Regions from separate parts of the Mus musculus genome. Here region 2 is linked to region 1. The links are chromatin loops, found by intact Hi-C in ENCODE. Cell type or tissue: left cerebral cortex. All regions are shown on one strand.

Evidence for each region. Peaks named below come from ENCODE experiments on the same cell type or tissue, not always from the same donor. Only the 100,000 strongest peaks of a DNase experiment are listed, where the experiment ranks them.
Region 2: a loop joins it to region 1, with 10 times the contacts of the local background. A loop is called at or near these places in 11 of 42 quality-filtered maps.

Annotation. Positions count from the first base shown.
Region 1 is chr11:52,471,038-52,479,037 of GRCm38, forward strand. It overlaps the pseudogene Gm12209. Among named protein-coding and RNA genes, the nearest start is that of 9530068E07Rik, 79 kb to the left of the region's middle. In left cerebral cortex, no CTCF peak of the experiment used is centred here; no DNase peak of the experiment used is centred here.
Region 2 is chr11:52,190,724-52,198,723 of GRCm38, forward strand. It overlaps the pseudogene Gm12206. Among named protein-coding and RNA genes, the nearest start is that of Olfr1371, 19 kb to the right of the region's middle. In left cerebral cortex, no CTCF peak of the experiment used is centred here; no DNase peak of the experiment used is centred here.

The DNA.
Region 1 (8,000 bases):
TTTATAAATATAAGTGGAGTTTTTTTAGTTTTGAATTTTTCAGTGTTATAACAAAACTACTTGGTTTTGTGTGCTGATTTTATATTCTGGAACTTTGCTAAAATTGTCTATGAAGCAGAGAGTTTATTTTGCTAACTTATGGTGTCTGTGTGTGTGTATATGCGTGCACACGCGTGCATGCACACAATCTTTATGGTTTTCTGCCTGTGAGAGCACACCACAAGCGACAAGAGATAGTTTTACAAGCTCATTTAATACTGAGAGGCTACTTCCTTTTTTTACTTAATTACTCTGGCTAGGATTTCCTGTACTATGACTCATGTTTTGAGAGAAGATGAAGAGGGAGTTTGCGGACAGAGTGAATGCAAATAATAGAAAAAGGCCTTTTTCACTAGACTTCCTAGGTGTTTCCAATACAGGTTTTAAGCTTACCCAGTGATGCTTTAGATCCAGCAACAGCCAAACTGAATGGGCTTGCTTGAAGCGTACAGGCTTGGTATGTGGCTCTTCCAGGGGGTCCAAGTTTGGTTCCCAGCACCCATGCTGGGTGGCTCACAACTTTCTGTAACTCCAGCTCCAAGAGATCCAATGCTTTCTGCTGGCCTCCATGTGGGTACTTGCCCACATGGCACGATACTCATACAGACAAATGAAAATAATGTTTAAAGAAGGAGAAAAGAAGCCAATCTGGAAGGGCTGCCTACTCTGTGAGTCTAACTCTACCTCATTTTGCATGAACTATGAAGCCAGTAAAAAGATCAGTGGTTTCCAGGATGGAGTGGGGGTCTGGGGCTGGAGAGAGAAATGAAGAGACATAGAACAATTAATATTTTGAAAATGATAAAATAGCCTAAAGCATGCTAAAACCAGAGGTACGTGCTGTCCAACTCTCATATACAATACAACTCTCTAATACACGCTAATATATAAATGAACAGCTTTGGTTGATAACCATACATCAATCAATACTGACTCCTTACTTGTAGTACATGCCAGGGAAATTTGAGGTATTAACAATAGGATCTGAGCAGGTTATAGCTCACTGGGAAGTACTAGGTAAACTTAGCATGTGCAAAGTCCTGGGTTCAATTCTCAGCACCACTAGTGATGATGATTATGGTGATAAAAAGAAGGACGAGGAGGAGGAAGAGGAAGAAGAGGAGGAGGGGGAAAGAAGGAGAAGGAGGAGGAGAAAGAACTTTAAGAGAGGGAGGGTTAGTGGACTCAGTTTTCCCATTATCTAAACTTCTAATAACAAAATAATAATATCATAACAAAGTATATTACTTTTTTAAAGTACCCCAATGGAGAACATGAAGGGTGGGCAAACAAAGTCTAGACAACGCAGGGTAGGAAAATAATATTATAATATATATATATATATATATATATATATATATATATATATATATATATAAAAGCAGTAACAGTAAATGTGGTTTTGTTTGCTTGCTAGCTTCTCACTATTGCGTTAAACAAATGGTCACTGCCTGTGGTTGGACTTAGTTTATAGGATCCAGTTAGATGAAGAAGATGAATGGAGTTGGTCAGACAGATGTAAGCTGGAATCCTGATTCTGCCACTTACTAGGTATGTGGTCCTAACAAAGCCCCTGCTCCACTTAAGGAATAGGGGTGCTGAAGTAAACTTTGATTTCTGCCATGGTAAAAGGAAGGGTTTCAAGTTTCAAGGAGAGAATGAAGATTGAACATAAGGACCTTGAGGAACCTCCATTAGAATCAGGGAAGTGAAAATACAGAGTTACTTCAAATGGCATCAGGCTACCTGGCTGGCAAAAGCCAAAGTTGTATTTCTGTGCTCACAGGACTGGGAGGCAAAAGGTATTGGCTGCAACAACGGCAGACTCTTGGAACAGCTAGAGTTTTCTGGAAGGCATTAAGACGAACCAGGTCATCTTAGAAATGTGGCTTCCAGAGGTTGGAAGCCATATTTTAAGTGTTCCTAGGCCAAAGTTAAGACTCAGTGTGAATCAAGAGACTTGTCACAGCTGGCTTTGGTGGCCCATACCTTTAATCCTAACGCTTGGGAAACAGGGACTGATGGATCCCTATGAGATGGAGGCCAGCCTGGTCTATATAGTGAGATCCAGAACTGCCAGAGATAAGTAGAGAGACCCTGTCTCAAAAGGAGAGGGGTGGGTGGAGATTGCTTAGAGTTAATCTTTGAAACCAAACAAGTTAAGTTGCCCTGTTCTTTCATTAATAAAAATGTATGAGCATCCACACTTTTTTTTTGTTTTTGTTTTTGTTTTTAAAAAAGTGTCAGGATTTAGCTTTACCTTGTCAGCTTTTCTGCTCAGGGGATCACTGTGCTGGGAGCCTAAAAGACTCATCCATCTGTCCCCTCGAGAGGACTGAGGCCCAGTGGGAAATTAGAGGTGGAAGGGACCTGGAGACAGTGGGAAGATGGAGGAAAATGGCAGAAGAGGTTGCAGGCAGATCTGGATAGCTATCAGTTGGGATGCTTCAGGCTCTACACAAATCTAGAGCTCTGTCAGCCTGGAGTTAAAAGTGCAGGGTGCACCACAACAGAGATCTATCCACGGTGGCACCCAACCCCAGAAGCTTCCCTCCTGGCTCAGAACACAGGAACAGGAGCAACCAGAAAACATCTGAGTGGAGGCGAGGGCCAGAGATGGCTGGCCAGCTTCTTGTTGCTCTTCTTTGAAAAACTAGTGGAGGAGACTGGCTTCTTCTGTCCCTTCTGATAGAGCCTACCTGGCGCAGACCATATCCACTAAATGCCCAGGCTGCATCCCTAGTGGTCCTTTCTTCTTCACAGGTGAGGCCAAGGGTCCTGCCCAGAAGATCATCTAAAACACTTAGGGATGCTGATCCCACCTGTCCCTGTAGGAAGGCTCCTACCAACTCCTTAAACAGACTGTGCATGGCCATATGGGTTCTGTTCAGAATTTAAAATCAAGCTGCAGGCAAGAAAAGTGACTGCTAACCCTGAATTCCCACCTCTGGAAAATGCTTAGTGAATCTGTCAAAACCTGTGTGGAACACAGCAGTTGGACCTAAGAAATTGGAGCAGCAGCCTGGAGAGGTGCAACCATAGGATGGTGACCCTAGAGTGCAGCGCTCTTTGTGGTCACAGTTCAGTGGCTTCGACAATGATCTTAATAGTAGATGTGTTGTGACAACAGAGGGGGGCGGGGATATTTATTGTGTTTTTTGGTTGGTTGGTTGGTTGGTTGGGTTGGTCTTTCAAGACAGTTTCTCTGTGTAGCCCTGGCTATCCTGGGACTCGCTCATTAGACCAGATTAGCCTGGAACTGATCTGCCAGCCTCTACCTCTTTGCTGGAACTAAAGGCACACGCCACCATCACCTGTTTGTTTTCATTTGCTTTGGTTTTTGTTTTCCCCTTTAACTGGAACAGGAAGTGATAATACATGCCTTCAATCTCAGCACTCTGGAGGCTAAACAGGCAGTTATCTGTGAGATCAAGACCAGCCTTGTCAGGCCTGGTGGAGCACACCTGTAGTCCCAAGAACTGTGTATATCAACCACTCCAGGACAGGCCTCATGATCACGAGTAGTCAACCAACACATGATGGTCTCAACAGTTTTGAGTTTGTGCTTTCATTTGTTAAAATTTGGTGTTTGCAGTTTGTTTTTTATTTTGGGGCATGTTTTTATTGTTTTCTTGGTTTTGGGGGTGTTGTTTTTTGTTTTTTTGAGAAAGAACTTAATTTGGGGGGCTAGGAAAGGGGAAGGGCATCTAGGACAACTTATTGCTAAAATTGTTTTAGCAATAAGAACTATAATAAAAGGCCAGCCTGATCTACATAGCAAGTTCCAGGCCAGCCAGAGCTGCAACAGTGAGACTCCTCCAACTGTGTGGCAAAATCTCCCATCCAGGTGTTCACCTTGCTACAGTTTGGCTGAGTGTGTCCTCCAAGTCTACATTTGTTAGAAGTTAGTTGCACGGTGTGCTAATAGTGAGGTGGTAAGGCCTTATGTAGTAGGAGACTGTTAGATCACAGGCGTGTGCTTCTGGGGGAATGAGGTTCTTTCTTTCAAAGGTAGCTATAAAAGAGCCAGGGGGGCCTCCTCCTATCTTCTTCAATCACAGCCAGATCTTACAGAAACATTTTCTCAACTGAATCTCCCTCCTTTAACATGATTCTAGTTTGCGTGTCAAGTCGAGAGACTAGCCAGCACATAGTTTATTTCATTGAGTGAAGGCAAAGTTACCAAATAGTAGTGCTTCATTGCCTGAACGTCTACAAATCAAGGTTCAGAAGAGCTATGCTTTCACTGAGGGTGTCTTCTCCAGCTTCTAGAGACCTCATTAGTTGACTCCTGGCTCTCTGCAACTTCACAGTCATTATGTATTGCTTCCATCACTACAACTCTCTAACTCTGACCTTGACATTGCTGCTTCTCTCTTTCATTAAGTAGGATCCTTGTCACTTCATTGGCCCCATCTAGACAACCTGAAACTATGTACTAACAATATCAGTTATTTCCCCATCTCCCCAGTTTTGTAGCATATTACCAATATTAGCCATAATTTTGCTTACGTGGGTGACCTATGTGAACGTTGTCTGGATCAAATGGAGTTGTCCTATACTCAAAGAAATACATTTAAGTTATCAAGAAAGGGATCTCATGTATATGTGCCTAATAAAAAAGGCCAATATAAAAGCCTGCCAGACCATAACCTTGTGTGGAGCCAAGTAACCTTACACAGAAAATAATTCTACAATGATATATGGTCCACGCCAAACCTTGTCTGTCTAGTTTAACCTTGGGCCATTTGGGGCCACTGTTATTGATACTTGTAGCCAAAAGGTAGTGTTTTAAAATAAATTACAGGCCAGGCATGGTGGTGCACACCTTTAATCTCAGCACTCAGGAGGCAGACAGGCTGATCTCTGGGTTCAAGGCCAGCCTGGTCTACAGACTGAGTTACAGAACAGCCAGGACCACACAGAGAAACCCTGTCTCAAATAAATAAATAAATAAACAAATAAACAAACAAACAAACAAACAAACAAACAAATAAACAAACAAACAATCCTCTTTGTCTTCACCTCCTTGAATATATGCAAAGATTACCATGATACACACGTTCCATTTGCAATGTCCATTCCTGGGTAAATTTACTAATCTTTGGGAAGTCTGTTATTTAAGTTGATATCTGGGGGTTGAGAAGAATTCTAAACTGAGACATAAAATCTCTATTTATCAACCATATATTTCACATTTAAAAATCACAGAATGCCTGGGGGTACATGCCTTTTATCCTAGCACTCTGAGACAGAAGTAGGTGGATCTCTGAGTTCAAAGCCAGAATGGTCTACAGAGTGAGTTCCAGGATTGCCAGGGCTACACAGAGAAATCCTGTTTCAAACGAACAAAAACAAACAAATCAAAGAAGTGTAAAAAGCAAAAGATGTTTAAAAAAAACAATATGGAAAAATGCACTAGGGGATAATGAATTTGTAATTCATCTGGATTGCCGACCTGAATACCTAGGAATCAGAGATGAGAGACCATGATGCCACTCAAAGGAGAGTCATCTTGCTCTGGACACAGAGACTGTTGCTTTGGTGGCTAGAGACGGAGTGTACAGTGCTTAGTTTTAATTGTCAACTTAACAGAGCCCAGTATCATCTGGGAAGAGGCTCTCAGTTTGTCTGGACCTGGTTGACTTTAGGCATGTCTGTGGGGAATTATCTTGATTGCTTTAAGATGGGAGGACTTGTCCACTACAGGTGGCGCCACTCACTCCCTGGGTTTGGGTCTTGTGCTTTCTAAGGGTAGGCATGGAGCTGAACACAAGCAAGCACGTAGGCACTTATTCTCTCTGCTCTAAACTGGAAAAGTGACCATCTGCTTCAAGTTCCTACTTTGATTTTCCTGCAGTGGTGGACTATAACCTGGACTTGTATCCCACATAAACCCTGACTTCCTTAACTTGCTTTTTGTCAGAGTATTTTATCATAGCAGGAGAAGTGGAAATGAGACAGGTTGGTTCCAAGAAGAGAGGGTAACTTTCACCAAGGCTCTAAATAGAAATGGGTACCACTGCAGTGTCCCGAGGACTAAAGGGTCAAAGAATATCCTGAGTCAGAACCCTCAGCAACAAATGACCATCCTCAGGATAGACATGGGATGTTGGGAAGACTTCTTAGGCTTCCGGGGAAGGGGGGGAGTCACAGCTGTGACCAACAAAAGGGACATAATATTAAGAGATTACATGTATCTCACACTATTATAAATCAGAAACTACAACAAGCATACTGGATAACAATTTTATTTAAGTGTCAAATGACTCTAACATAGAATGTGATATTATACTAAATTTATAGAGTATAAAAACTGGATGCTCAGAATTGAAGATCAGCATTAAGTGCTCAGTGACATGTGGCTATGCACAGGTCATTTAATGACCCCAGGCCTTGGCACCATCACCTGTAAAAGACACAAATAAGAGTATGTGAAAAGAAATAAAGGGAGGTTAATAACTACAAAGTGTTTGATATCATAGAGGCCATATGAAGATTAATCTAGACTAGCAGTCCTCAATCTGTGGGTCACGAACCCTTTGGGACCAAATGACCCTTTCACAGGTGTCACCTAAGATCACTGAAAGTATCAGATATTTACATTACAATTCATAACAGTAGCAAAACTATAGTTACAAAGTAGCATTGAAAGAACACAAGGTGAAGAACTGTGCTAAAGAGTGGTGGCATTAGGAAGGTTGAGAACTGCTGATCTAGACCATCTTGGTTTGTGTATGTGTGTTTCGTGAGGACAGATAACTCATTTTTTACATCAAGCAGTTGTGTGTGTGTGTGTGTGTGTGTGTGTGTGTGTGTGTGTGTGTGTGTGAGTGTGTGCATTTATTTTGCCCAAGTAAGCACCGGATGAGGCAGAAGTAGCATCTCCATCAGCAGTAGCCACCCTGATTGACACCTAGAGGAAAATCAACCTGAAGCTCCCCTTTATGTTTCAGGATCCACAGGGTTAGACCAACATACACCAATCACTCAACTTTGCCTTACTGTAGCATGAAGTGGGTGAGATTAGAATACTGTCTCTCTGGGTAGAGTTATCAAGCTTAGTGGATCTACCACATTTTCCATAGGCCAGATGAATTTCTTGGGCTGACCGAAGAGCAAAGCTAGAGTAAATTACTTGCAAAGACCAAGCAGGCCGGTACTTGGGGGTCATAAATCTGTTTCTTTATATTCGGACAAAGCAAAGTGGGATTTTGGGGGAACCAAGAAAAATGGCCCCAGAGGCAGCCATTGGAGCATATTATGAGAACCAGGTTTAGGAATCTTAATCTTCCTACTTCTCTCTTCCCTCTGAATGAGTGATGGGACCGAAGGGAAAGGTGCTGAAGAAGGTTCCTGCAGCAGACACAGCAGAAAACAGGAAAGCTGTGTGGTATTGCTGTCTACACAGCCTTCCACTTACCCTTCAAGGTGCAGCTTCCTTCTCTAGGCCACAGTTGTGTACAGTGATATGAAACCATTGTTTTGGGGGTTGGGGCAGAACACCTCGACTATGGGGTGGTAGCAACACAGGGATCTTACGTCTCAGAGGCCTTGGAATATCAGGTTTGGGGAAGCCATTCCATGGGTATCCTTGCTGAACTTGAGGAGCATTTGTGACACTGTATGACACCCATTTGTGCTCTGCTTCACTGGGTCTCTTTTTCTTTCTTTCCGGACTACCTGAAGATCTAAGTTTATAGTTTTTTTCCTTGCGTTTCTTGGGAAGCACCTGCAACTGGGATAAAGCCCAACCTGGTTGTGGCACGGCATATGCAGGAGCACCTTTGGCAGCATCTCGAATAACACATGCACCAACACCTTTCAGAGCACCTTCCGTAGCAGGTGCAGCAGCACCCCTGGAAGCACCTTGGGTAGCAGGTGCTGCAGCACCACTTAAAACCCTTCGGATGGCACGTGCAGCAGCACCTCTTGAAGCACCTCGGGTAGCATGTGCAATA
Region 2 (8,000 bases), 280 kb before region 1:
TCATTTTGACACTTAAATAAAATTGTTATCCAGTATGCTTGTTGCAGTTTCTGATTTATAATGGTGTGAGATACATGTAATCTCTTAATATTATGTCCCTTTTGTTGGTCACAGCTGTGACTCCCCCACTTCCCCGGAAGCCTAAGAAGTCTTCCCAACATCCCATGTCTATCCTGAGGATGGTCATTTGTTGCTGAGGGTTCTGACTCAGGATATTCTTTGACCCTTTAGTCCTCGGGACACTGCAGTGGTACCCATTTCTATTTAGAGCCTTGGTGAAAGTTACCCTCTCTTCTTGGAACCAACCTGTCTCATTTCTACTTCTCCTGCTATGATAAAATACTCTGACAAAAAGCAAGTTAAGGAAGTCAGGGTTTATGTGGGATACAAGTCCAGGTTATAGTCCACCACTGCAGGAAAATCAAAGTAGGAACTTGAAGCAGATGGTCACTTTTCCAGTTTAGAGCAGAGAGAATAAGTGCCTACGTGCTTGCTTGTGTTCAGCTCCGTGCCTACCCTTAGAAAACACAAGACCCAAACCCAGGGAGTGAGTGGCGCCACCTGTAGTGGACAAGTCCTCCCATCTTAAAGCAATTAAGATAATCCCCCACAGACATGCCTAAAGTCAACCAGGTCCAGACAAACTGAGAGCCTCTTCCCAGATGATACTGGGCTCTGTTAAGTTGACAATTAAAACTAAGCACTGTACACTCCGTCTCTAGCCACCAAAGCAACAATCTCTCTGTCCAGAGCAAGATGACTCTCCTTTGAGTGGCATCATGGTCTCTCATCTCTGATTCCTAGGTATTCAGGTCGGCAATCCAGATGAATTACAAATTCATTATCCCCTAGTGCATTTTTCCATATTGTTTTTTTTAAACATCTTTTGCTTTTTACACTTCTTTGATTTGTTTGTTTTTGTTCGTTTGAAACAGGATTTCTCTGTGTAGCCCTGGCAATCCTGGAACTCACTCTATAGACCATTCTGGCTTCGAACTCAGAGATCCACCTACTTCTGTCTCAGAGTGCTAGGATAAAAGGCATGTACCCCCAGGCATTCTGTGATTTTTAAATGTGAAATATATGGTTGATAAATAGAGATTTTATGTCTCAGTTTAGAATTCTTCTCAACCCCCAGATATCAACTTAAATAACAGAGTTCCCAAAGATTAGTAAATTTACCCAGGAATGGACATTGCAGAAGGAACGTGTGTATCATGGTAATCTTTGCATATATTCAAGGAGGTGAAGACAAAGAGGATTGTTTGTTTGTTTGTTTGTTTGAGACAGGGTTCCTCTGTGTGGTCCTGGCTGTTCTGGAACTCAGTCTGTAGACCAGGCTGGCCTTGAACCCAGAGATCAGCCTGTCTCTGTCTCCTGAGTGCTGAGATTAAAGGTGTGCACCACCATGCCTGGCCTGTAATTTATTTTAAAACACTACCTTTTGGCTACAGGTATCAATAACAGTGGCCCCAAATGGCCCAAGGTTAAACTAGACAGACAAGGTTTGGTGAGAACCATATATAGTTGTAGAATATTTTCTGTGTAAGGTTACTTGGCTCCACACAAGGTTATGGTCTGGCAAGCTTTTATATTGGCCTTTTTTATTAGGCACATATACATGAGATCCCTTTCTTGATAACTTAAATGTATTTCTTTGAGTATAGGACAACTCCATTTGATCCAGACAACATTCATATAGGTCACCCACATAAGCAAAATCATGGCTAATATTGGTAATATGCTACAAAACTGGGGAGATGGGGAAATAACTGATATTGTTAGTACATAGTTTCAGGTTGTCTAGATGGGGCCAATGAAGTGACAAGGATCCTACTTAATGAAAAAGAGAAGCAGCAATGTCAAGGTCAGAGTTAGAGAGTTGTAGTGATGGAAGCAATACATAATGGCTGTGAAGTTGCAGAGAGCCAGGAGTCAACTAACGAGGTCTCTAGAAGCTGGAGAAGACACCCTCAGCGAAAGCATAGCTCTTCTGAACCTTGATTTGTAGACATTCAGGCAATGAAGCACTACTCATTGGTAACTTTGCCTTCACTCAATGAAATAAACTATGTGCTGGCTAGTCTCTCGACTTGAACAAACTAGAGTCATGCTAAAGGAGAGAGCCTCAGTTGAGAAAATGATCCCGTAAGATCTGGCTGTGATTGAAGAAGATAGGAGGAGGCCACCCTGGCTCTTTTATAGCTACCCTTGAAAGAAAGAACCTCATTCCCCCAGAAGCACACGCCTGTGATCTAACAGTCTCCTACTACATAAGGCCTTACCACCTCACTATTAGCACACCATGCAACTAACTTCTAACAAATGTAGACTTGGAGGACACACTCAGCCAAACTGTAGCAATGGTGAACACCTGGATGGGAGAGCTTGCCACACAGTTGGAGGAGTCTCACTGTTGCAGCTCTGGCTGGCCTGGAACTTGCTATGTAGATCAGGCTGGCCTTTTATTATAGTTCTTATTGCTAAAACAATTTTAGCAATAAGTTGTCCTAGATGCCCTTCCCCTTCCCTAGCCCCCCAAATTAAGTTCTTTCTCAAAAAACAAAAAAACAACACCCCCAAAACCAAGAAAACAATAAAACCATGCCCCAAAAGAAAAAACAAACAGCAAACACCAAAGTTTAACAAATGAAAGCACACACTCAAAACTGTTGAGACCATCATGTGTTGGTTGACTACTCGTGAACATGAGGCCTGTCCTGGAGTGGTTGATATACACAGTTGCTGGGACTAAAGGTGTGCTACACCAGGCCTGACAAGGCTGGTCTTGATCTCACAGATAGCTGCCTGTTTAGCCTCCAGAGTGCTGAGATTGAAGGCATGTATTATCACTTCCTGTTCCAGTTAAAGGGGAAAACAAAAACCAAAGCAAATGAAAACAAACAGGTGATGGTGGCATGTGCCTTTAGTTCCAGCAGAGAGGTAGAGGCTGGCAGATCAGTTCCAGGCTAATCTGATCTAATGAGCGAGTCCCAGGATAGCCAGGGCTACACAGAGAAACTGTCTTGAAAGACCAACCCAACCAACCAACCAAAACACACAATAAATATCCCCGCCCCCCCCCCCTCTGTTGTCACAACACATATCTACTCCTTCCCACATCTACTGTTAAGATCATTGTCGAAGCCACTGAACTGTGACCACAAAGATTGCTGAACTCTGGGGTCACCATCCTATGGTTGCACCTCTCCAGGCTGCTGCTCCAATTTCTTGAGTCCAACTGCTGCGTTCCACACAGGTTTTGACAGATTCACTAAGCATTTTCCAGAGGTGGGAATTCAGGGTTAGCAGTCACTTTTCTTGCCTGCAGTTTGATTTTAAATTCTGAGCAGAACCCAAATGGCCATGCACAGTCTGTTTAAGGGGTTGGTAGGAGCCTTCCTACCGGGACAGGTGGGATCAGCATCTCTAAGTGTTTTAGATGATCTTCTGGGCAGGACCCTTGGCCTCACCTGTGAAGAAGAAAGGACCCCTAGGGATGCAGCCTGGGTATTTAGTGGATATGGTCTGTGCCAGGTAGGCTCTATCAGAAGAGACAGAAGAAGCCAGTCTCCTCCCCTGGGTTTTCAAAGAAGAGCAACAAGAAGCTGGCCAGCCATCTCTGGCCCTTGCCTCCACTCAGATGTTCCCTGGTTGCTCCTGTTCCTGTGTCCTGAGCCAGGAGGGAAGCTTCTAGGGTTGGGTGCCACCATGGATAGATCTCTGTCGTGGTGCACCCTGCACTTTTAGCTTCAGGCTGACCGAGCTCTAGATTTGTGTAGAGCCTGAAGCATCCCAACTGATAGCTATCCAGATCTGCCTGCAGCCTCTTCTGCCATTTTCCTCCATCCTCCCACTATCCCCAGGTCCCTTCCACCTCTAATTTCCCATTGGGCCTCAGTCCTCTCGAGGGGACAGATGGATGAGTCTTTTAGGCTCCCAGCACAGCAATCTCCTGAGCAGGAAAGCTGACAAGATAAAACTAAATCCTGACACTTTTTTAAAAACAAAAACAAAGTGTGGATGCTCATACATTTTTATTAATGAATGAACAGGGCAACTTAACTTGTTTGGTTACAAAGATTAACTCTAAGCAATATCCACCCACCCCTCTCCTTTTGAGACAGGGTCTCTCTACTTATCTCTGGCAGTTCTGGATCTCACTATATAGACCAGGCTGGCCTCCAACTCATAGGGATCCATCAGTCCCTGTTTCCCAAGCGTTAGGATTAAAGGTATGGGCCACCAAAGCCAGCTGTGACCAGTCTCTTGATTCACACTGAGTCTTAACTTTGGCCTAGGAACACTTAAAATATGGCTTCCAACCTCTGGAAGCCACATTTCTAAGATGACCTAGTTCGTCTTAATGCCTTCCAGAAAACTCTAGCTGTTCCAAGAGTCTGCCGTTGTTGCAGCCAATACCTTTTGCCTCCCAGTCCTGTGAGCACAGAAATACAACTTTGGCTTTTGCCAGCCAGGTAGCCTGATGCCATTTGAAGTAACTCTGTATTTTCACTTCCCTGATTCTAATAGAGGTTCCCCAAGGTCCTTATGTTCAATCTTCATTCTCTCCTTGAAACTTGAAACCCTTCCTTTTACCGTGGCAGAAATCAAAGTTTACTTCAGCACCCCTATTCCTTAAGTGGAACAGGGGCTTTGTTAGGACCACATACCTAGTAAGTGGCAGAATCAGGATTCCAGCTTACATCTGTCTAACCAACTCCATTCATCTTCTTCATCTAACTGGATCCTGTAAACTAAGCCTTTAAGTCCAACCACAGGCAGTGACCATTTGCTTAACGCAATAGTGACAAGCTAGCAAGCAAACAAAACCACATTTACTGTTACTGCTTTTATATATTTTATATATATATTATAATATTATTTTCCTACCCTGCTTTATCTAGACTTTGTTTGCCCACCCTTCATGTTCTCCATTGGGGTACTTTAAAAAGTAATATACTTTGTTATGATATTATTATTTTGTTATTAGAAGTTTAGATAATGGGAAAACTGAGTCCACTAACCCTCCCTCTCTTAAAGTTCTTTCTTCTCCTCCTCCTCCTTCTTTTCCTCCTCCTCCTCTTCTTCCTCTTCCTCCTCCTGGTCCTTCTTTTTATCACCATAATCATCATCACTAGTGGTGCTGAGAATTGAACCCAGGACTTTGCACAAGCTAAGTTTACCTAGTACTTCCCAGTGAGCTATAACCTGCTCAGATCCTATTGTTAATACCTCAAATTTCCCTGGCATGTACTACAAGTAAGGAGTCAGTATTGATTGATGTATGGTTATCAACCAAAGTTGTTCATTTATATATTAGTGTGTATTAGAGAGTTGTATTGTATATGAGAGTTGGACGGCACGTACCTATGGTTTTAGCATGCTTTAGGCTATTTTATCATTTTCAAAATAATAATTGTCCTATGTCTCTTCATTTCTCTCTCCAGCCCCAGACCCCCACTCCATCCTGGAAACCACTGATCTTCTTACTGGCTTCACAGTTCATGCAAAATGAGGTAGAGTTAGACTCACAGAGCACGCAGCCCTTCCTGATTGGCTTCTTTTCTCCTTCTTTAAACATTATTTTCATTTGTCTGTATGAGTATCGTGCCATGTGGGCAAGTACCCACATGGAGGCCAGCAAAGCATTGGATCTCTTGGAGCTGGAGTTACAGAAAGTTGTGAGCCACCCAGCATGGGTGCTGGGAACCAAACTTGGACCCCCTGGAAGAGCCACATACCAAGCCTGTACGCTTCAAGCAAGCCCATTCAGTTTGGCTGTTGCTGGATCTAAAGCATTACTGGGTAAGCTTAATGCCTGTGTTGGAAACACCTAGGAAGTCTAGCGAAAAAGGCCTTTTTCTATTATTTTCATCCACTCTGTCCGCAAACTCCCTCTTTATCTCCTCTCAAAACATGAGTCGCAGTACTGGAAATTCTAGCCAGAGTAATTAAGTAAAAAAAGGAAGTAGCCTCTCAGTATTAAATGAGCTTGTAAAACTATCTCTTGTCACTTGTGGTGTGCTCTCACAGGCAGAAAACCATAAAGACTGTGCGTGCGCGCACACGTGTGCACGTGCACATACACACACACACACACACACACAGACACCATAACTTAACAAAATAAACTCTCTGCTTCATAGATAATTTTAGCAAAGGTCCAGAATATAAAATCAGCACACAAAGCCAAGTAGTTTTGTTATAACACTGAAAAATTCAAAACTAAAAAAACTCCACTTATATTTATAAAAATATTAAAGAGAAAAAATACTTAGGAATAATATCAAGGAGGTGAAAGAGTTTTACACTGAGCGGTTGAAAATATTTCTCTCTGAAGGGAATTAAATAATAAGACAGAAGAGGAGCATACATACAAAAATTAGTTCAGAGAGAGATAAAAAGCCAGAAAATTATATAATAAGTGAAGAGATTGTCCCAGCAATTGAAGAGTCTCCTAATGAACAACTGTGCAGGCACAGATGTCTGTACCAGAGTGTCCAAATAATACCAATTATTTAAAGAAGAAATAAGTGATACTAAGTAATTTGCCTGACACTAAAGGCAATGCATCATGAAAATTATAGACCAATGTCTCTTATGAACATATGTAAGAATCCTCAATATAATAGCAAAATGGATCTGACAGCACATTAAAAGGATTATAAACCACAGTCAAATGTCATCTATTACAGGAATGCATGTGCTATTCAATATATAAAAAATCAAAGCAATGCAGTAGCAGAGTGACAGAAAAGAGGGGGGAAAACCCATGTGGTCATTCCGGTGGATGGAGGAAATATGTTTAAAAGAATTCAATACAATTTCTTGCCAAAACACTTAGAAAGGTAGGAATTGAAGAAAATTTCCCCAACAGGATGATGGACATCTCACAAACCGCAGAAAGAAAGAAAAAGAAAGAAAGGAAGGAAGGAAGGAAGGAAGGAAGGAGGGAGGGAGGGAAGAAAGGAAGAAAGAAAGAAAGAAAGAAAGAAAGAAAGAAAGAAAGAATGAAAAAGATGTCTACAACCAACATCAGACTCTATTGGTAGAGAACAAACATCTCTGTCTTCTCTCAGGACAGAGAATGGTTGCTGTCACCTCTGAATTGCAACCGCACTGAAAGCTCTAGCCAGTAAGAACATCTAAAGATATACAAAATAAAAAAGGAAGAGAAAGAAGACCCCCATTGCCATGTAGCATGATCCCATAGGATTTGAATAATCCTAAATAATCCTCACAACTGGAGCTAACGAACCCAGGAAAGTTTCAAGACACAAGACCAACACATAAGAAGTTGGTTGTGTGCTTATTTAACAGTGGCGAACAACTTATAAAAGATTAAGAAAACGGTTTCATGTGCAAAAACATTCAAAAGAATAAGATGTTTGGAAATAGATTCAACCAAATAGTGCTGGAAAAGTGGAGATCCGGAGACAATGAGAAGGAAGACTTGTGTACTGCAATGAAGTAGCGCTGCTGAGGCAACCGCTTCGTACGCAGACCAGAAGAGAATTTTTGTTCACATGGAAGGCTTTGTGCTGTAAGATGGCCGTACTGTACACACTGACACCAAGCTTCAAGGTGGCTGTACTGTCCACGTTAATACACGGGTTCAATACATTCCCTGCTTGCATCTCTGCTAAAGTTCTGGCCTCTGTATGAAATTCTTTCTATATCATGATTCAATTTAGTATAAACCATATAAATACTAACATTAAAATTTTGTTTTTTAAAAGACATTTTATTGATTTTTTTTTTTTGCATCACTGCACGCACCCTAGTCCTGCTCATCTCCCTATCCCCTCACGTCTGAGATTTGCCCTTGCAACTCTCTTCCCCTCCCAAAACATCTCATTGTGGAAGCTGTAATATGTCACAGTGTGTCCCACAGTATTTCCCTCTGTCCACACATCTTCACTTACAAATGTTCATTGCAATGAGTCATTGGTCTGGTTCGAGACCTTTGGCTTCTCTGACACCATCAATACTGGATG